2 separate regions of the Mus musculus genome follow, and region 2 is linked to region 1. The links are chromatin loops, found by intact Hi-C in ENCODE. Cell type or tissue: left cerebral cortex. All regions are shown on one strand. Links, peaks and the distances in the headings refer to the core of each region. The heading gives the core; the rest is flanking DNA. Region 1 holds the start of Psmb1 (proteasome (prosome, macropain) subunit, beta type 1). Region 2 holds the start of Prdm9 (PR domain containing 9).

What was found. A loop is a pair of places that touch in the nucleus more often than their neighbours do. Peaks named below come from ENCODE experiments on the same cell type or tissue, not always from the same donor. Only the 100,000 strongest peaks of a DNase experiment are listed, where the experiment ranks them.
Region 2: it touches region 1 in a loop (5-fold over the local background); 2 of 42 quality-filtered maps call a loop at or near these places.

Annotation. Positions count from the first base shown.
Region 1 is chr17:15,496,270-15,501,269 of GRCm38, reverse strand. Psmb1 (proteasome (prosome, macropain) subunit, beta type 1) reads left to right here and starts at 2,994. Exons shown (of 6, transcript NM_011185.3): 1 at 2,994-3,117. The coding sequence starts at 3,008. Tbp (TATA box binding protein) reads right to left here and starts at 1,382. Exons shown (of 8, transcript NM_013684.3): 1 at 1,246-1,382. In left cerebral cortex, for the core only: no CTCF peak of the experiment used is centred there; DNase peaks (open chromatin) are centred at 1,407 and 2,932; H3K4me3 peaks cover 4,451 bases; H3K27ac peaks cover 2,645 bases.
Region 2 is chr17:15,555,032-15,571,113 of GRCm38, reverse strand. Prdm9 (PR domain containing 9) reads left to right here and starts at 7,783. Exons shown (of 10, transcript NM_144809.3): 1 at 7,783-7,893; 2 at 8,177-8,300; 3 at 8,592-8,699; 4 at 12,042-12,091; 5 at 13,657-13,813; 6 at 15,447-15,548; 7 at 15,756-16,027. The coding sequence starts at 7,825. It also overlaps the pseudogene Gm6686. In left cerebral cortex, for the core only: no CTCF peak of the experiment used is centred there; DNase peaks (open chromatin) are centred at 6,002 and 6,681; H3K4me3 peaks cover 1,694 bases; H3K27ac peaks cover 1,382 bases.

The sequences.
Region 1 (5,000 bases), core at 1-5,000:
ATAAGCAAAACATTCACATATGTAAATCTTTTAAAAAGTTAAGAAAGACATAACTAAAGTCAAGTACCTTCTGAGAGGCCGGAACTCGCACAAAGCAGGGGCAATGTAACACAGGTCTAGCAAAAGGAGCAAAAGGAACAAAACAACACAAATCAGCACTCTAGGTGCAGCACAAATCACAGAAGGGAAAGGGGGGGACAAAGCCTTGGAAGAGCATGCAGTGTGTGACAGGCTCAGTATGTAAAGTCACTACAAAAGATGACAAAGCAGCTGTAGGTGGGGTTGCATAATTCAGAATGTAAGATGTCATTACACAGGCAATGGAAACAGTTAAGGATTTTAAGGTGCAGTTTGAGTATCTCCTGTGTCAAAGAGCAGATAAATCTGAGAAAATTGAAGACTGAAAATTCAATTTCAATCACTGCTTTGGTTGAGGAAAAAAAAAAAAGTTGGATTTCATGTCCAAAGTATAACCAGTTATTTATCCAGATCTCTTTCTGCAAACGAAGTTTACTGAACGCTTGATTATATAGACTGGGGAATTTGTTGTACGCTTCGCAGAAGTCATTTCACACCTGCAGACGATATAAACCACCTTTTCTCGTCTGCAATCTTAAAATCGCAATAATCGCTGCACAAACTTATTTTTAGGCTGTTTTCTGGGTTTTCATCTTTTGGAAACTGAGCCATCAAACTGAGTATTTGGGAAACCGATTCCGCACAGTCTTCAAGCGTCTGCCTAACCGGTCCGGCATCTTTTTCCAGAGAAGCCTACCCGGAGTTTTGGAAAACCACCTTAACTTGAGGCTAAAGACCGACAGTGTGTAAATAAAGCAGCATGCGTTTTTATGTTAATCTCGATTAGCTTGACTCTCAGGCTTCTGGCGAGATGCTGAGTCTCGAGAACCGCTTCCTAACAGAATTATTCTTACTGGGGACAAAACGGGCGGCTGCAGGCCTGGGTAAAACTCTCCCACCGGGGGAAGCGGCTGAGACGTGCGGTGCGCGGGGCTGTCCGGTGCCAGCCCCTCGGAGACGCTCACCCTTGGTACTGGGTTTCAGGACCCCGCCGAGGCGATGGTCCAGAGACTGGTTACTCGCGGAGCCGCCGCAGCGCGCGCGGAGGACCGTTCCCAGCCCGGCCGCGCGCCCACTCGCGTCTCCTCCGGCAAACTCCGGGGACCCGCTGCAGAAGTCGCCTTTATTAAGGCCTCCAAGCAGAGAAAAGGATGAAAGGACCGTTACCTGGGCACTGCGGAGAAAATGACGCGACCGCAGAAACCTAGCCAAACCGCCAGCAGATACCCGCCACCGCTACCGGACTCGATCCACCGAACGCCTGACGCACATCTGATGCCGTCACTTCCGCCAGTTGCGCTCTTGACTGCAGTCCGATTTGTTGTGCTTAAGCTGTGAGACACTGGGAAGGAAACGAGCGGGCCGGGTACCAGCAGTTCCGGGGCGGGGCCTCCGACGGCCCTTTCTAGCTGTCAAAGAGAGATCTATTGAGTGTGTAGCGGAAACAGTTGGGGATGTGGCAATGGCGATCAAGCCCAAGCAAGCGTTCTACCACTGAACTACATCCTCAGTCTTCCATGATTTGTTTTTGTGAGAAAGAGTTTCTCTGTGTAGCCCCGACTTTCTTGGGACTCACTCTGTAGAACTGGCTGGCTTCGAACTCCAGAGATTGCTTGGCAAGCTTACTGGCTCCTCCCCTTTGAGATTTGTGAGGTGGCTAAGGAAAATGTCAAGCAAACGCTCCTCATCATGTTCTCAGTAGATGTTAACTTACGTTCAAGGAAGAACAACAAAACAAGCGACTTTGTAGTCACAGATTCATTTCTATTTTTAGCTCGGTCACTACCAGCTCTCTTCCTTGCTGCCACAAGAAAACGTCAGCTGTTTCTTAGGCTGCTTCATAATGCTTGATTGATTCCAACATATCTTAATTTTTTTTTCCTTCTGAAGTTCATCTAAGGCATATACATGTGTTGTTCTGCGTACTTCCTTTCCCTTGTATTTTGCATTATCAACGAGGTAATGAGCTCCTTTAGGTTAAGGTTAGCGCTCTCTCTCTCTCTCTTTCTCTCTGTGTGTGTGTCTGTGTGTGTGATGGACAGTATCTGTGTGTTATGTGTGTAGGTGTTGTATAGGTTGTCTATTTACACAGACTCTAATAAGTACAATAGTACTGTGTATCTATTTTCCCCTAAAGGAAACATTTTCTCTTGAAAGTACAGGAAACCTCAGAAGACTGGGGAATTGAGAAAACTTAACAAAGGCTTGTCAAGAGGCAATATAAGGGAAGCGGGTTTTATGTTGTCTTACTGTTTGAGGAGATACAACCCAGGGGGAAGCATGCCAACTGGATTGCATCCACAGACCAGAAACATAAATAGATAAATGTTAGTTCGCTTCTTCTTTATTTAGTCGGGAAATCCAGGCAATGAGGTGGCGCCGCTTATATTTTAGTTGGGTCTTCGCTCCTCAATTAAACCTTGAAACACCCGCATAGACGCATCCATGGGTTTTACCTACATGATGCTAAGTTCTGTGAAATTAACAATATTAACCATCATATTCTGGCTAAAGAAATCTGGTATTGCTTCCTGGGTCTCGTGGCTGCGTACACCACACAGTTGACATGCGTCCTGATTGGCCTTGAATGCAGCATGAACTACTAACCCGTCTCAAACGCTGTGCCACTTCGCCAATGTGACATCCGAGTTGTCGTTGCTCTGTAATTGGGTTAATTTTTTTGGTATGGTCAGACTTTTAATTTTCTATCCGCCATGAGTAAATCCAAACGTTTTCTTAGGGTTATAAAACAGGTTTCTCTGTTGGCAGGATTGGCGGATCCAGGTTGTGCGCTAGCCGGACGCAGGCGTAGACCTCCAAGAGCAACGACGAGTGCAGGCTAGAGGAGCCTAGGGGGGCGGGGCGAGGGAGGCGGAAGTGGACCGGTCCCGGCGGCCATTTTGCCGTGAGACAGCAGGAGTTAGGCGCGATGCTTTCCACTGCTGCTTACCGAGACGTGGAACGAGAGCTGGGAATGGGGCCTCACGGCTCCGCCGGCCCTGTGCAGCTGCGGTTTTCGCCTTATGCCTTCAACGGAGGGTAAAAGCCTGGGCCTGCTGCCCTCACCTGGGTCGAGCCTGGGGTCGCGACGGGCGGGTGTGGGAATGGCAGGGATGTAGCCTGCAGCCCAGCACTCAGTTGTGCATGGACGCCCTCGGTGCCGTTTGCTCCAGCAACCGGGCTCCCACCTCAATCTTCCGCCCTATGGCCTGTTGTTTGGTAGGGCTTGAACACGTTTCTAAAGCCAACGGGCGAACATGAAGTTATGATTTGTCTTGGTTGTTAGACGAGTAGCTGTTTCTGTCGCTGGGCCGCCTGATCACTTGTTGTTTTAAGAGGAAACTAACATGATTAACCAGACTTAATTTCAGGGATGAAAGTGAAGGTTGTTTTGTTCTGCTCTTGAGACGTAGCCTGCTGGGCAAGGTCTACTGAGCTGCATCCACAGCCTTAGGCAGTCGGACCCTTGTGTGTGTTTATTTTTACTCTCAAATTACTTTAGCATTTTAATTATCCGCTTTATTCGAAGATATTTTTCCTTTGTATTTAGGACCGTTGACAATACAGGGGTATTCTTCATCAAATTAGAAGTTGAAACAGCTAATTATCCAAAAAAGGGGGGCGGGGGGGGGGCTTGTTTAAGAAAAGCAAAACCAGCCAGGCGGTGGTGGAGCACGCCTTTACTGCTAGCAAAGGCAAGTGGGTCTCTTAAGTTCGTGGCCAGTCTGGTCTACAGAGCAAGTTCCAGGACAGCCTGGGCTACACGGAGAATCTTTGTCTCAAGAAAGAAAAGCAAAAACGTTAAATATGGCTTTATGAATGTTGAGCGTTGATCATACAGATAGTGAAAGGTTGATTTTAGTCTTGGTTGTACCTTTTGAAGAGCAATTGTGAATGTACTATGTGGGCTCCTTTCAGTTACTTATAGATTGGGGAAGACTCAAGGTAGGTTTTTTTGTTTGTTTGTTTGTTTGTTTTAATTTCAAGCAGTTAAGTGAATAATTTCATAGTTTTACTTCTTGACTCTTGGCATCTAAACAGCCCAGGCTATAGAGCTGGTGTGAATTAGAACCGGATTTAAATTCATAGCGTTCTCAGCCGAGTCCAGTTTCAGTTTGCTTTTCCAGTATGCTGCTTAATGCTGCACGTGAACACTAAGTACTTACTTTGTAAGATGTGTTAATTTCAAGGTGTTCCGAATGCAGTACTCATGAGTCACTTTTTTTAACCTCCTTTACTTCTTCTTATCCATCACTTTGTTCATAGTTACTTACACCTATCCATTAAATCACTTTTCTCTTTTGTGCCTTTTAGCATTTATTGCAACTAGCCCTGCAAGCAGCCTCAGATTCTACAATATATAAATTTCTCTTTGTAGCTTCCAGGTTTTTGTCACTTGAGGCCTTTATATAATTACTAATCTTTTATAATTCCTAAGTCTGTTTCTGTAACTATTTCTCAAAAGTCCCTGAAATTCCGGCCTCTTTGGGAAACCGTATCTAACCGAGTTTTCTGATCTCTCCATAACCCATGTTAGTAAACAAAACAAGCAGGGTAATTGTTCCTTTCAGTTACTGCTGCTCCTTGGAAGTCTTGGCTCAGTTTAAAGGGGTGGGGATATGTTGTTTTCCTCAGCAGACACATCTAGGGAGTTGTAAAACCTTGGTTGCATACATTGGTGTCGTATTTGAATTTGCCCTTCTTCCTCCTGTCATCCTGCGTTCCTTCTGTCACAGCACTCTTACTGGAGCAGTATTATGTCCCATTTCACGTAGTACTATTGGGAGAATTGTATTAAAACCTCACTTTGCAAGTGGAACATTCTCTTTTTTGTTCTGTGTAACTCTGCTAGAATTCTAAACTCCAGCTTGGTGCTTGGGGTCTTCTACAGCAGCCCATCACATGAGGAGTTTGTATGTCTC
Region 2 (16,082 bases), core at 4,168-9,167, 66 kb before region 1:
TTGGTGACCCCTGAAAAAGAAACTAATGAGCCACAAGCCATCCAATTCTTCCTCCTGTCTCTCACCCCAGGAATACAGGACGGCAACGATATGATCCATCACAGCCAATCAAGTTAAAATTCTCCTCGGCTAAGTGGTCAGAGGACCCCTCTTCCACAGACCCAAAACTACCCACCTCCAGCAATGACATTCCTCAGCAGGAAACAGTTAGGAAGAATCTACAACCCTGCCCCTGATTCCCTGTTGTTTTTATATCCCCTTAAGTTTGGAACAATTTAGGAACCCTATAAAACAGGGTTCCTACAAGATTACACATAGTGTTGTTATCTGCTGAGATACCTGTCTAGACTTTGGCTGGAAACTCTAGAAGAGAGGGCCTACAGGAAGACATGTAAGCTACGAGCTACAAGCATTTCTACCCCATTATTGCTAGTGGCCATCTTTTTCTGAAGGCAATCAATCTCCTACACATCTGAGTATACCCACCATTCATTATATGCGCCAATAAACATGGTCCTATCTATCGAAGACCGTGGTGCTGTCTCTTTTCCTGTCTTCCATCTCTCGAAGATGCCTCAGATGGTGCATAACATGCACCATCAGACCTGGTAGTCTTATATGCATGGTAGCCACACCTGAGTAAGAACATTTAGTATTCCTACAAAACTTAGCTTTAATGGAGTTAATTCTATCAGCATGGCCTTGCTTCCAAATTAAAGTCACACCTCGCTTTGGGAAGGGAGACTTCAACTCAGAAAACACTTAGAATTTTGTCATAGCATTTACATATGGTGTGCAGCTTATGGAATAGTGGTTAATAATCCTCACTTCCTGGTCCCCCCCCCCCCTTATGTGTTATACTTGTGTACTAGATCCATTGGCTTTTCTCTGTGGACATGAGATTCACCAAATGAGCTAAGACTGCTCTGTTGTAACTGATACCTACCTTCTGTGACATTTTTGGCTCTCCTCACTCTCTTGCTGTGATAAAGCAAGCTGTTTGGTTGTGAGCTAAGTGGTCATGATGGTAAAATGTGACTACTGGTCAGTGGAGATCTGTGTGCTGGAGCAGGCGCTGAGAGTTCTTGGTCGTTAGGCAGCAGAAGGAGACTTGTGCCACACTGAGTGTAGCTTGAGCCCACCCCACAGTGACACACTTCCTTGAACAAGGCTATACCTACTTCAACAAGGCCACATACAAATGTTCCTTATAATGCTGTGCCATTATAAACATGACAGCAATCTCATGTAAACAGCCTTCTCGCAACATGGGAAGACGTCTGATAGGGAATGCTCTCGGCTGCCACTGGGAATCCTCATTGGTGAGTGTGCTTCAGGACCTAACCTGCATCCTCAGGGAAGTCCTTTGGCTGTGGCAGGCTAGGAGGACTGTACTGTTCCAGAAGACCCTTGAGAGTATCGTGTGAGTTCTGACAAAGCAGGTGTGTGTGAACTTGGCAATGGTGGTGAGACCTCTAAAACCTTGGGGATGAAAACATTTCGGTTTCCCAGGGAAGCAAACAAGGCTCTTCTTGAGAGTCACAGACAATGGGTCTTTAATAGAGGATGGCCCTGGCATTTGGCTAAAGGGGAAGAGAAGCCTGGAGCTAAGTCCTGGATTTTTTTTAAGGCCTCACCAAAATGATAAAACTAATGTATAAAACTGAGATAGCAACCAATCAGGAATGAGCTAATGTAACTGCTACTTACCTAGCCAATCATGTTAGAGATTACCTAACTCTTCCGGAAAATTCCCCTAGCTTGGCATAAAAGGAATTTGCAAGCTCCTCTTAGGGCCACCATTTTGTATGAATGGTTGACCTCCCCCCAACCCCCAATAGTGTTCTTTCTGCAGAATAAACAGTCTTTGCTTTTGCATCCGATTTGAGCCTGGGGTCTTCCTTCCGAGATTCTCACACCTTTACAGTGCCAGAAATGCAATGATCACCAGAGTGGCCAGTCTCAGAGTTCCTCTGCCATTGGAAATAAGCCATGAGTTTGAGATGGAATGTTTTGAGAGCACAGCAGTGAGATCCTGGGGCTTTTGAATTGTTACCGTAGGCGTTCCCATTGCACTGTCAGGGCTCGAAGCTTAGGGTTGATTCGTTAGCATATCACAGCCTGCCTTAAACTTGGCTCAGATAGGAGCTACCTTGTGAGTGGCTCCTTAGCACGTCTCGGACGCATTACATTATTCCAAGTCACACAACATGGTTTCACCTGCCCTAACAACTTTGAACACTTAGAGACAAAGAAAGCTCTTTAATGATACTTGTCCATTGGCTAATGCTCAAGGAAGAGCCGGCCTTGAATAGAACGTTTCACTAACGTATAAATACCTTAGGCATTTGCATTTTATGTATGTTGTCATCCTTAAATCTCAGACTGAGGTTACATTGTAAACAATTTGAATGGAGACAGGAGAATTCAAGTCTGGCTACTTGGACAGATGGAAAATTTACACAGCTAAAATATTGTCAGGATTATTTCTTAAGTATATCAGTATTGTTCTTTTTCAAATCGTTTGATACCCAGGGTCATCTTGCCCACATAGAAGAACTATGTTTTTCTTAATAAGAGGGCTTACTGGAAGACCCGAACTTAATGATGGCTGTGAACCTTGAGCTGCCTGTTTGAACATGTTCTTTGGGGATGGGCCCAATAGCTGGCAATCTTGGTGAACAAACATTCTAGCATTGTTAATTTTGTTTATCTTTAACACACCTGGGTAGCGTTACTTATCTTTGGGGTGTTTTATTAGCTCTCACTTGGCTAAGTTCGACTATATATATATATATATATATATATATATATATATAATTATATCTAAGTACCTTGTAGCTATCTTCAGACACACCAGAAGAGGGAGTCAGATCTCATTATGGATGGTTATGAGCCACCTTGTGGTTGCTGGGATTTGAACTCAGGACCTTCGGAAGAGCAGTCAGTGCTCTTAACCACTGAGCCATCTCTCCAGCCCATATTTATTTATTTATTTATTTATTTATTTATTTATTTATTTATTGTGGTTTTAGAGCTTTATTATAGAAAGGCAGGGAGAAAGAGAAGGTAGAAAGAGAGAGAGGAAGAGAGAGAGAGGAAAGGCTAGAGAGAAAGAGTAAGAGAAGAGAGGAGAAGAGAGGAGAGAGGAAAGAAGACAGAGAGGAGAGAAGACGTGAGAGTGAGGGGTAAGAGGTAAGAGAGTGAGAAGTAAGAGTCCCATATTTATTTATTTTTTTAAGATTTTTTTTTTTGAGTCAGGGTTTCTCTGTGTAGCCCTGACTGTCCTGAAACTCACTCTGTAGACCAGGCTGGCCTTGAACTCAGAAATCTGCCTGCCTCTGCCTCCCAAGTGCTGAGATTAAAGGTGTGTGCCACCACACCCGGCCGACTTTTTCTGCTTTAATGTCTTCTAAGCAAATCTATTAGCAATTGCTTCATTAAATCACTTCTATTACAGTGAGTTTCTTCTACATCAGTATGTACTGATCATTGAGTCTTTATGAGAGGAAGATTAATGTGTATGGCATTAACTGAGGAATATTTGGGGGATCATCATGAAAAATGGGACAGCATAGAGTCCTTTCACAATGAATTCTCAGTGAATACTTCATCTAACTCTACCTTCCAACCAGAACCTTAGTATACCTTTCCTTAGTATAGTAGACTTATTTCAGCAGAGAGTTTACTGGAATTTAGATCTTTGTGTGTGTGGTACTAGGGATTGCACTTGGAGCTCCATGCATGCTACCAACCTCTCTATCACTGACCTATATTCCCAGTCCTCTTCCTTCATTTTGGGACCACGTCTCACTAAGTGGTACGTAACGCCCTTGTATCTTCAAGCCTTCTCTTTCTCTGAGCTCCCAAGAGGCTGGTAGTACAGACTTATGCCACCAGTCCCAACTGAACTTGACTGTTTTGTTTTTCTAAGATTTATTTATTATATATAGTATTCTGCCTGCATGTATGCCTACGTGCCAGAAGAGGGCATCAGATCTCATTACAGGTGGTTGTGAGCCACCATGTGGTTGCTGAGAATTGAACTCAGGATCTCTGAAAGAGCAGTCCGTGCTCTTGACCTCTGAGCCATCTCTCCAGCCCCTTGCCTATTCTTAAAATGAATCTCCAAGCCTTATCTGTAGCTTTGTCTCCCCACCACAGGAAATTAGAGTTCCTCAATTTTGCTTTTATTAACAATCAGTCTCAGATTTCTGTCTTTTGTGGAGCTTCATTTGAGTTTTAGGATTGCCTAATTCCCGTGTAATGTACTTACTATTTTTTTTTATATATATCTGAACAGGCATCTACGAATTCATAATCTACTTCTTTCCATTGCTGTTCTCAGTTCATTGCCTATCAATATTTCAAAGTCTGAACTGCTATGTTTTGGTAGAGGACGTGCATGCATGTGTGCCTGCATGCGTGCGTGCATGGTTCTCCTGCATGGCCCAGTGGAGGTCAGAGAACAACTTTGTGCAGTCCACTTTCTCCTGCCACTATTATGTGGGTCATCAAGCTCCTAATTTGTTCAGATTTTACATCTACCGTTACAGTTCTTTAAATAAATTCATCCCAGACAATCTCGGCAAGTGAGAGACAAACTAAGAAGTCAGTCATAGAGAGTCCGGAGTCCAAATTCGGAGCCCCCAGTCTATAGTCCCGGAAGAATGAAGATTTAAATACAAGGCCATGGCTAAACATCTGAAGTTCATTGCCAGGACTGTGATGGTTCAGGAGGGGAACGTGGAAGGTGCCTGCAGGACCCTAAACAGAATCCTTACCACGGATGGGCTTACGGAAGTCATAAAGCGACGACGCTACTATGAGAAGCCTTGCTGCCACCAGTGGGAGAGCTATGAAACATGCTGGAGGATCTACAACATGGAAATGACTCGAAAGATTAACTTCTTGATGCGAAAGAACCGTGCAGACCCATGGCTGGGCTGCTGAGGCTTGGGGCTAAGCACCCACACTAGTTATATGTCCAAATTCCTTTCTTTATCCAGCCAAGTTCTGTTACTTTTCTCCACAATAAACTCCATCACAGGTGAAAAAAAAAATGTTAGAACCTAGAGGGGAAACCCCCACTCAATTCCCGATTTGGTGTGCACCCAAAAAATCACGAAGGACCACCTTGATGTAATTACACGAGGTCGTTTAATTACGGAGCTCCGGACCAACATGCATCCCACATAGGAGATAGCCACGAGGCTCGAAAGCTAGGGGTTTTTATGGGGTAAGGGGCTTAGGTGTGTGGAATTCAGCATAGCGATACACTATTGGCTTATTCAAACATCAGCAGAAAAATTACATGTACTTGTAGGATGTCAGAGTTCTGTGAGTTGTTGACTCAGTTCAGATAGCCCTGTTATGTCCTCACATTCCCCTTTATCTTATGGTTAAGCTGTTCCCAGGAATGTTTTAACTACGGGGCATACCCAGGTTTGTTTTTCTTTTTTCTCAGCCCCAGGCAGCCTCTAGGCTCACAAACAACCAGCAATTTCTGAGTACTTTATATGACTTACAGGTCTTGAAATTTCATCTTTCTTTCACAAACCAACAAACAAAAAAAAGAAGTCAGTCATAGATTTAAGCTGATTGTGTCTACATATTTCAAACTTAGGGCAGCCAATAAACAGTGCGTTCACAGCACTATCAAAAGTTCTTAAATCTCATATATATACATATGTATATATATATATACACATATATAATATATATAATAATATATACATATATATATTTAAAAGTCTAATATTGCTTAGGTAGCAGAATTGAAGGGAAAGTCAAACTAGAGTTGGGGTATCGCACCTGTGCCTGTTTATTTTGCACTAGCAGCGGGTAGTTCGTATTCTTATCACTAGACATTTTAAATTAATTTCTTTTTAAAAGATCTATTTATTTATGTGTATTTTCGTAGGTCTAAGTGTACGTAAGTGCACCACGTAAGTCATCAAAGTCATCAGATCCCATGAACTAGAGTTACGGGGTGAGGGGTTGTGAGCTGCCCCCGCGATGGTGATGGAAGAGAATGTGTGTACTCTGCAAGAGCGGTAAGTGCTCTTAACCACTGAGCCATCTCTCCACCCCTCTTATAAGCTAATTTCTATTCAGTAATAACGATTTATATTAGCCAAGGCACTCTATTATTACGCCACGAACATTTTAGTAAACCTATGTGCTTATTTATTAAAGTTATTGTTAAATTAGAGGCTTTTAAATTTTTTTTTTTTAAACTCTTTCATAGCCTAATTTTTAGGTTCTTTTCCGGAGAGCCTTATTTGTTTTGATTTTGTCTATCTATTTGATTAAGCTACTTATCTCAGGCGAGACGTGAGCTCAGGGTATGCCTGCCAAAGCTGGACTTCCGGTCCCACCCTCATCCCCGGCTTCCCGGTGCCCAGCTCCAATTGGAGATTGACTGAAACCCCACTCTAGAGCAGACCTAAGCACTTAAAGCTCTGCTCCATGGTTTTAAGACCTTTAGTAGACAGGACACAGGTCAGGTAACACAGCCTGCCACATTGAAAAAGAGGAGTCTGAAGGAACGGACGCCGCACAGAGAACAAGTGTGCGCCTGCGCGCTGGCCACTACCTGATTCGTGCAGGGGCCTGGCAATCCCAGCGAGGGGAGGGGCAGCCTGGAGAAAGCCACGGGCAGGAATTGCACCCTGACTGACAGGCAGAGCTCCGCCCTCCGCTTTTCTTGTTCCCGCCCCTCAGCCAGCTGTCTGTCAATTGGCGGATTCTCCTGTCAGTCAGCCTCGGAACTCCTCAGAGGGACGAACGCCGGCGGTGGCCTCAGAGCCGCGGGATTCTGGACCATGAGTGCAGGCGAAACCTTCAGGACCAGCGAGGCTTTCTAGGCTCAGCCCGTGAGACCCCATATCCCCTAAATTAGATTCGGACCCCCTCAGCGTGACACGCGCGCGCGCGCTCACACGCACACACCCGGTCACCTCAGCTTCTCGGGAACTCCAAACGCCCTTTGGCTGAGTGAGGTCCCAAATGCACTTGTGCGGAACCAACCCAGCCTCTGCCTGAGGAACCTGGGTAGCTCGCCTCAGAGAGACTAAGTTTCCAGACAGGAAACCTGGACTCTCAGCGTAGAGACTCTCCTAAGCCCCAAAGACCCCAGACGCCCTCGGTCTCGAGGACCTGTCTGTCACTCCAGATTGGCTTCCAGAGATCCTAAATGCTCTCGTCCCGCAGGACCCTAAATACCTCCGACGTGACAAATCCCAACTCTTCGTGACATAATCGTCAAATCTCGTCAGACTGCGAGTCTCCAAACCTTATTTCACAGCCTGAAAGACTCCTCTAGCCTACGAACCCAATTCCTTCAATCTGATGCACCCCACTCCTCAGCCCGAGGTCCCCAAAGTTAAAATCTCAGCCAGAGCGTTCCTACATTTTCACCAGAGGGACTTCAATCCCTTGTACTCGGGATTCCCGAATCCATTTACCTGAAAACATCTTTCAGACCCTGGCTGACTCCTTGGTCCAGATGAAGAGCAAGTGGGAATGGGGTGGGGGGGGACACCGGTTGGCGGGAGGAATCTTCCTTCCTTGCTGTCGCAGGTCCTGACCCGGACGGAGGGTCGGTGCCTAGGTTTAGGGCTCAGTCCAGAATCCTTGCTCCTGCACCAGAGTACTAGACCTCGGAGTCCGAAGAAGCTGCCTGTGTTGGCTGCATGGATTCCCAGCCCCTAGCTCCTTCCCATGTGCTGGTGGGCATCTCTGATCGCCTAAGGCCCTTAGTTACCTCTTCATCCATAGGACCATAGGACCCTGGACCTCTCCAGTGAAATGTCCTGCACCATGAACACCAACAAGCTGGAAGAAAATAGTCCTGAAGAAGATACAGGGAAATTCGAGTGGAAACCCAAGGTAGTACGAAGTTATCCTTGAGTCAGGAGGATCATGGGGTGGGCAGAGGCAAACAGCCTTGAGTACCAATACCATATTGATTTTTCCTATGACAAGAAGGTGGGTCCCGATATGTGAGAGAGGAAAGGCTCATTAGCAACTGCTCTGTCAGCATGAACATCCAGTGTTTGCTTAAAGAAGGTTCTGGGAATGGGAGGATAACCTTGGTCACTGAGACCACATTCCAGGGTCCCAAGCCCGGCCCAGCATGTTCCGTTTTTTGTTTTTATTTTTTTTCCCCCAGGTCAAAGATGAATTCAAAGACATTTCCATATACTTCTCCAAAGAAGAATGGGCAGAGATGGGAGAGTGGGAGAAAATTCGCTATAGAAATGTGAAAAGGAACTATAAAATGCTGATTTCAATAGGTAACAAGAAGTCTTCGGTTGAACCAGTCTAGATTAAAAAAATAAAATCTCAGTTCCCATGTTCCCATGTTATGTTAGGGTCTTCCCAGGTATCTACAGTGGTACAGTTCCCAATGGAGACAAGTTTAGAGGAAACGTGTGTGTGTGTGTGTGTGTCTGTGTGTCCAGGACTAAATGTTAGCACTGGCCCTGTAGAGATCTCATCTCCACACCCAGAGCCTACCTGGCCTTGTGATACATTTGTTCCATCCTCTAGGGCCTTTTTAAGAGGAATATTTTGCTGCTTTTCAGGTCTCAGAGCCCCTAGACCAGCTTTCATGTGTTACCAAAGGCAAGCAATGAAACCCCAAATAAATGACAGTGAGGATTCTGATGAAGAGTGGACACCTAAGCAACAAGGTGAGGAGAGGCTAGGAGAGTTTAGAAGTGAGGTGAGGGGGCAGGAGAATTTAGAAGTACCCATCGGAAACCAAGCCAGATTTAGGTTCCATAATGTCTCAGAACCAACTTCTGAAAACTGGGTGTTTCAGAATCAAGGGTCAGCAAACAAACAAGATGCAATGCAAAATTAATAGTAAGAATCTATTCCTGTACATTTTAAAATATGTGAAAACTATATGCTATTTATAAATATAATAAATATGAAATATATACAAATCTGGGCATGAACAAGAAATATCAAACCCAAAGTAGCTAGGATAAGCACCTTACCTAGTCTGTAGCCTGCGTGCTTATTATTAATCATGTAAATATGACCATGGTTGTGCAAATGTCTCTTCAAGATCTTATTTTCACTCTTTATATGTACATAAAGAAATCTAAATCATAAAGTAATTCTATTTTAATTTTTTTTTTTGAGACAGGGTTTCTCTGTGTAGCCCTGGCTTTCCTGGAACTCACTCTGTAGACCAGGCTGGCCTTGAACTCAGAAATCTGCCTGTCTCTGCCCCCCAAGTGCTGGGATTAAAGGCATGGGCCACCACGCCCAGCTCTATTTTAATTTTTGAGGGACTTACTATTTCTGGTAGCTGTGCCATTTTATATTCCCATCAAAGGTGGTCATTCAAGCATTCCAATTTGTCCTCATCCTTGCCATTACTTCTTATGATATATCACTGGGACTTTAATTTTCATTTCCCTGATAACTAATTGTGTTGAACACTTTTTTCTATGCTTGTTGGCCACTTAAATATCTGGAGAAATGTGTGCTCGTTGCATTAATTAGGTAGCTAAAGAGCTGTCAACAAAATATCATGTGCTAAATTTTTAAGCAGAAATATATTTCTTACAGTTCTAGAGGCTAGAAATCCAAAATGGGAGTGCTGCCTTGTCAGGTTTCAACAATGGCTTCTCCTTTGTGTATAAGAGATCTCCACTGTGTATTCACATGAACTATGTGTGTTCATGTGTAGAACACATTTAGCCTTTCATAGGATCTCTACCTATGAAAGAACTAATTCAATTATGGGGCCACACTCTTCAGGTGTCATCTTGTTATGATTAGCTTCTAATAGCTTCATCTCCAAATATGTTAGGAAATAGAACTTGAATACAAAAATATAAGTTGATTTGATAAAAACGAACTTGAGTCTAATCACCTATTTTTGACTTACTTTATATTGATGTTGTGGTTGTTGAGTATTCTAGATACCAACCCCTTAATATATATACACTTTGCAGATATTTTCTTCTATTATTTAGGTTACCCTTTTCATTCCATTGTTTTGTTTGACGTTTTTAAGATTAATGTAATCCTACTTCTCTGTTTTTGCCTTTTTTTTTTTTTTTTTTTTTTTTGGTTTTTCGAGACAGGGTCTCTCTGTATAGCCCTGGCTGTCCTGGAACTCACTTTGTAGACCAGGCTGGCCTCGAACTCAGAAATCCGCCTGACTCTGCCTCCCGAGTGCTGGGATTAAAGGCATGCGCCACCACGCCCGGCAGTTTTTGCTTAATTTTTTGGTGTTATACCAAGAAAATTAATTATGTTTGCAATGTTATGCAGATTTTAGTCTTTCTTCTAATGTTTCATAGTTCCGTGCCTTGGATATAACAACTTAAAACATGTTGTTATCTTAGATTTTGTTCTTTTTCAAGATTCTCTTGGCTATTCTGATTCCCTTAAGATCCTATATTAATCTATATCCTATATTAATCCTTTATTAATTATTTTTAATGCAGTAAAACACAGCATTGGCATTTTGATAGGGAACATGTTTAATCTATACATCATTTGAGGTAATATAAACTTTTATAACTTTGTCTTATAAACCATGAACAAATCTTTTGCGTCCTTTACTTTCCTACTAAATATTTTATTATTTTAATCATTGTAGATGTGATTTTTTTTTTAAATTTCCTTCCTGGATTGTTTATTGTGGGTGTATAAAAACACAACTGATTTTTTTTTTAACTTTTTAAAAAAATATTTATTTATTTATTTATTTATTTATTTATTTATTTATTTATTTTATGTATATGAGTACACTGTAGCTGTACAGATGGTTGTGAGCCTTCATAAGGTTGTTGGGAATTGAATTTAGGACTTCTGATTGCTCTGGTCAACCCTGCTCGCTCAGTCCATGCTCTCTCAGGCCCAAAGATTTATTATTATTATAAATAAGTACACTGTAGCTGTCTTTAGATGCACCAGAAGAGGGCATCTGATCTCACTACAGGTGGTTATAAGCCACCACCATGTGGTTGCTGGGATTTGAACATAGAATCTTCAGAAGAGCAGTCAGTGCTCTTACCCGCTGAGCCATCTTGCCAGCCCCACACTGATTTTTAAAATTAATTTTATATCCTGCAATTTTTAGTATAATCTTTTTATTTATTTTTATTATTTATTTATTTATTTGTTTGTTTTTGGTTTTTCTAGACAGGGTTTCTCTGTGTAGCCCTGGCTGTCCTGGAGCTCACTCTGTAAACCAGGCTGGCCTCGAACTCAGAAATTCACCTGCCTCTGCCTCCCAAGTGCTGGGATTAAAGGTGTACACCAACACACCCAGCTCTTTTAGTGGAATCTTAAGGGATTTCTGTGTATAAGACAATGTAATTTGTAAAAAGAATAATTTATTTCTTTATTTCCAAGTTAGATGATTTGTATGTGTATGTATGCGTGTTTGTGTGTGTGTGTATATATATGTATATATATGCCTACTTATTCTAACCAGGGCTTCAGGTATTATGTTGAGTAGAAATAGCAAGAATGAGAATCCTTGCATGTCTCTTGTGATCCTAGAGGAAAGAATTCCAATATTTCACTATTAAAACTGACACTGAAAATTACCTCTTACCGAATGACCTTTTTGTGTGTATATGTATATAATATCTCCTTGTTCCTGTTTTATTCAGTGTTTTCTTTGTCACAGGCTGATTTACTTATTTACTTAAAAATAAATGTATTGGATAGCGTATAAACATAAAACAAAGATAAGATGAGTTTTGTCTAATTGGATAAGCTTAAATAAAAACACCAATGCCCCCCAATAGAATGATAGAGTTAATATTTTAGAAATAATTTCCGGCGGGGGGAGGGTATAGGGACCTTTGGGATAGCATTTGAAATGTAAATGAAGAAAATATCTAATAAATATATATATAAATAAGAAATAATTTCCATATCACTCTTGGGTCATCCTTGAAGTCTTCACTCAGTTATTCAGAATTCTCTGTTCCTGGTAAGAATCCCAAGTGTAAAACTATATACCAACCCAAACCCTGATTTCCTATCCCTTTCAGTCAGTCCTCCTTGGGTGCCTTTCCGGGTGAAGCACAGTAAACAGCAGAAGGTAAGTGCTTTCCAAATCCTACAGACAAGGAAACCTTCCTCATAGATCCAAACACAGGTAAGGAAAGGAGAAGGCTTAGAGTACCCTGGGAATTGCTACCTTCCCGGTCTCATCTACACAGTGTCTCTCAGCCTCCCGGTCATTTGAATTAATAAGAACATCACTCACTTGAGTGTTCCTACCTCAGTTTTTTTCTGCTATGTGAAAGTGAGAAATTCACTAATGTACTCTAAGGATAGTTTACAAATACAGAGGATTTTACTTTGAATGGCACACATAAAGGAGATATGATCCTCTCCTTCATAAAGACTCACTCTGATAAGAAACAGCAACTCTCGTCACTTAGAAGATTCAAGTTTAATAGCAAGGGATCCACAAATGAGACATGACTTAATCAGGCATGGTAGTGCTTGCCTGTAATTACATGAGAAGCAGAGTCCCAAGGAATACTGTGAGTTTGAGGCCAGCCTAGTCTACTTAAGGAGTTCCAGGTCTACCACAGGTATACAATGATATAATGAGTTTTGGAATGGGAAAAAGAAAAGGATGTAAGCGTTCATATAGGCAAATAATTTCCATAGAAATATCATCTGTCGGAAAGACTGAGAGAAGCTAGTAATCTCACACTAGTATTATATTCAGTTGTGGGTATTCTAAATAGAATTATTATGTCTGGGTGGTTGGAGAGAGGGCTCAGTGGTTAATAGCATTTCTTGTTCTTCCAAAGGTCCTGAGCTGTACAGTTCAAAACTACCCTTTAACTCCAACTCCAAGAGATTGAATGCCCTTGTCTTACTCTGACAGAACCTGTGCACCACCCCCTCACACACACAAATAGAAATGAAAATAAATCTTTTAAAAATGAACAATTAGCATGTATACAAACTTATGAGTGAAAAAATTATTGAATTTTTCTGGAAAATTAGTACAAGAATTAATCTAATTCCAGAGTCATCCTAAGCATTATGCTCAGATCTGTAGTTTGAGCACTTGAAAGGCTGAGGTAGGAGGAATCCTGTGAGTTTGAGGCCAGCCTCTATCATGAGACCCCCATCTCAAACAAGCAACCTAATTCTAGAATCAACTATTTCCAGAATGCCAATTTACAATTTTATCATTACTTCGTTAGTTGTAGAGGTACATTTCTGCCGCCATCTCTTCATTTTCTTCCCAGAGACACTGCTCTGCTCTCACTTCCCTTTACAGATGTGTTTTATCAACTTTGTTTTCTACATTTCTCATCTGATCAATATTTCCTACTTTACGGATATACCCTCTTTCTCTCTGTAAGCCCTATCTTCTTCATTGCAAACTTTGTTGACCTTCCAGCTAGCCTTCCCAAGTATCTACCTTCCTCAAGCCTGAAAGAAGCCTGAAGGGAGAAAGCCTAGCAGATGGCCTCTTGCCCTGGATTCATTTAAGTTCTTCCTTGTCTCTTCCTTATTCAGATACTCTACACATTAACTAAAGTCACAGGTGAAGTTTTATAAAAAGCCTTAAAGAACTACTTGAAATGCCTGTTTTTTTTTTTTTTTGTTTTTTTTAATATGTGACTCTAATTAAAGGAATCATCTAGAATGCCATTTAGTGGTGAATCTAATGTGAAGGAAGGGTCTGGAATAGAAAATTTGCTGAATACAAGTGGCTCAGAACACGTCCAGAAACCAGTGTCCTCCCTTGAAGAAGGAAATACCTCTGGACAGCACTCTGGGAAAAAACTGAGTAAGAGTAAATAATTTGGGAACTTTAATCCCTCTCGGAAGGTTAATGAGAATAGTCTGGGATGGTCAGTGTAGTAACTTCAGAAAGTTCTGAACTTGGTCTTGTCTAAGCTGTGGCATTGATAGTGGGCATGCTATTAAGTAATATGTCAGAACACCTACTTTAAATGCATAAATTTGGGTTGTTACTCACATGGAGGTACTGGGACTTGGGCAATCTTACAAACTCTGCAACCTTGTGAACATTAATATGTGGAAATAAGGATATGGTAGGTAGCTCTAATGTTGCTTTCTTTTCTTTTCTTTTCTTTTCTTTTCTTTCCTTTCCCTTTCCCTTTCCCTTTCCCTTTCCCTTTCCCTTTCCCTTTCCCTTTCCCTTTCCCTTTCCCTTTCCCTTTCCCTTTCCCTTTCCCTTTCCCTTCTTTCCCTTTCCCTTTCCCTTTCCCTTCTTTCCCTTTCCCTTTCCCTTCTTTCCCTTTCCCTTTCCCTTTCCCTTTCCCTTTCCCTTTCCCTTTCCCTTTCCCTTTCCCTTTCCCTTTCCCTTTCCCTTTCCCTTTCCCTTTCCCTTTCCCTTTCCCTTTCCCTTTCCCTTTCCCTTTCTTTCTTTCTTTCTTTCTTTCTTTCTTTCTTTCTTTCTTTCTTTCTTTCTTTCTTTCTTTCTTTCTTTGATTTTTCGAGACAGGGTTTCTCTGTATAGCCCTGGCTGCCCTGGAGCTCACTTTGTAGACCAGGCTGCCTCGAACTCAGAAATCCACCTGCCCCTGCCTCCAGAGTGCTGGGATTAAAGGCGTGTGCCACCATGCCTGGCCTCTAATGTTGCTTTCAAACAGCAAGTGAAGCATAAAGCAACTGATCCAATAAATCTCTGTGGCAATAGAAACCAAATACTCTCAATGCTGTTTGCCCAGGTCTTTGTTCAATGCCTAATTGCAGTGGGCCCTTAATTAATATTTTATAAATGGATCAACATGTCAATGAACTATTTTTAAGTAGAAAATGTGAGCAAGTAGAAATTAAACCTGAAGAGTCAGAAATTAAAATTAGATTAGACATCTGTTGTCAGTTGAATATGGGATCTTAGCTTCTTTAAACAAAAAGTTAAAAGGAGAGCATATGGCAGTAAATTTCACATTTTGTTTTAAAACATTTTAAAGTAAATTTTTTATTTTTTTGTTTGTTTGTTTGTTTGTTTTTCGAGACAGGATTTCTCTGTGTAGCCCTGGCTGTCCTGGAACTCACTTTGTAGACCAGGCTGGCCTCGAACTCAGAAATCCGCCTGCCTCTGCCTCCCAAGTGCTGGGATTAAAGGCATGAGCCACCACGCCTGGCAATTTTTTAGTTTTTTAAAGATTTATTTTTATATGCATATGAATGTCTGCCTCCATGTATGTATGTGTACCATGTACATGCCTGATGCCTGCAGAGATGGAATGAGAGTATTTGATTAGCTAAAACTGGAGTTACAGATGGTTTAAAGCCATGGTGTGAGTGCTAAGAACCAAACCCAGGTCCTCTAAACATACACTTTAACTGCTGGGCTATATTCCCAGGCCCAGATTTTAGATTTTTATGAAGAAATGGGGATAAATGCTTGAGATTCACACACTTTAAGTCCCCTTTGTTCTCCACTCCAGAACTTAGGAAAAAGAACGTTGAAGTGAAAATGTACAGGCTGCGAGAGAGAAAGGGCCTTGCCTATGAGGAGGTCAGCGAGCCTCAGGATGATGACTATCTCTGTAAGTGTCCATCAAGGCTATCTGATGTAGAAGGTAGGAATGCCTTAGTCTAGTGATTCATTTGGTCATGTGGAACCTAGATCATGTCTACTCTAGTGACTTTGGGTGCAGATTATGAGAGTGACAAGAGTGCTTTGCTCTTTCTGAAGACCTTTAGATGTGGGGATGTTCACATACCTTCCCCAATCCCTGCTGTTTTTACCTTAGATTGTGAGAAGTGCCAGAATTTCTTCATCGACAGTTGTCCCAACCATGGGCCTCCTTTATTTGTAAAAGACAGTATGGTGGACAGGGGGCATCCCAACCACTCAGTCCTCAGTCTGCCCCCTGGGCTAAGAATTAGTCCATCGGGCATCCCTGAAGCTGGACTTGGAGTATGGAATGAAGCATCTGATCTACCAGTCGGTCTGCACTTTGGCCCCTATGAGGGTCAGATCACAGAGGATGAAGAGGCAGCCAACAGTGGTTACTCCTGGCTGGTGAGAAATGCCTCCTTTTCCTTCATCTTCTGTCTCCCCATATCCTTTCTGTATT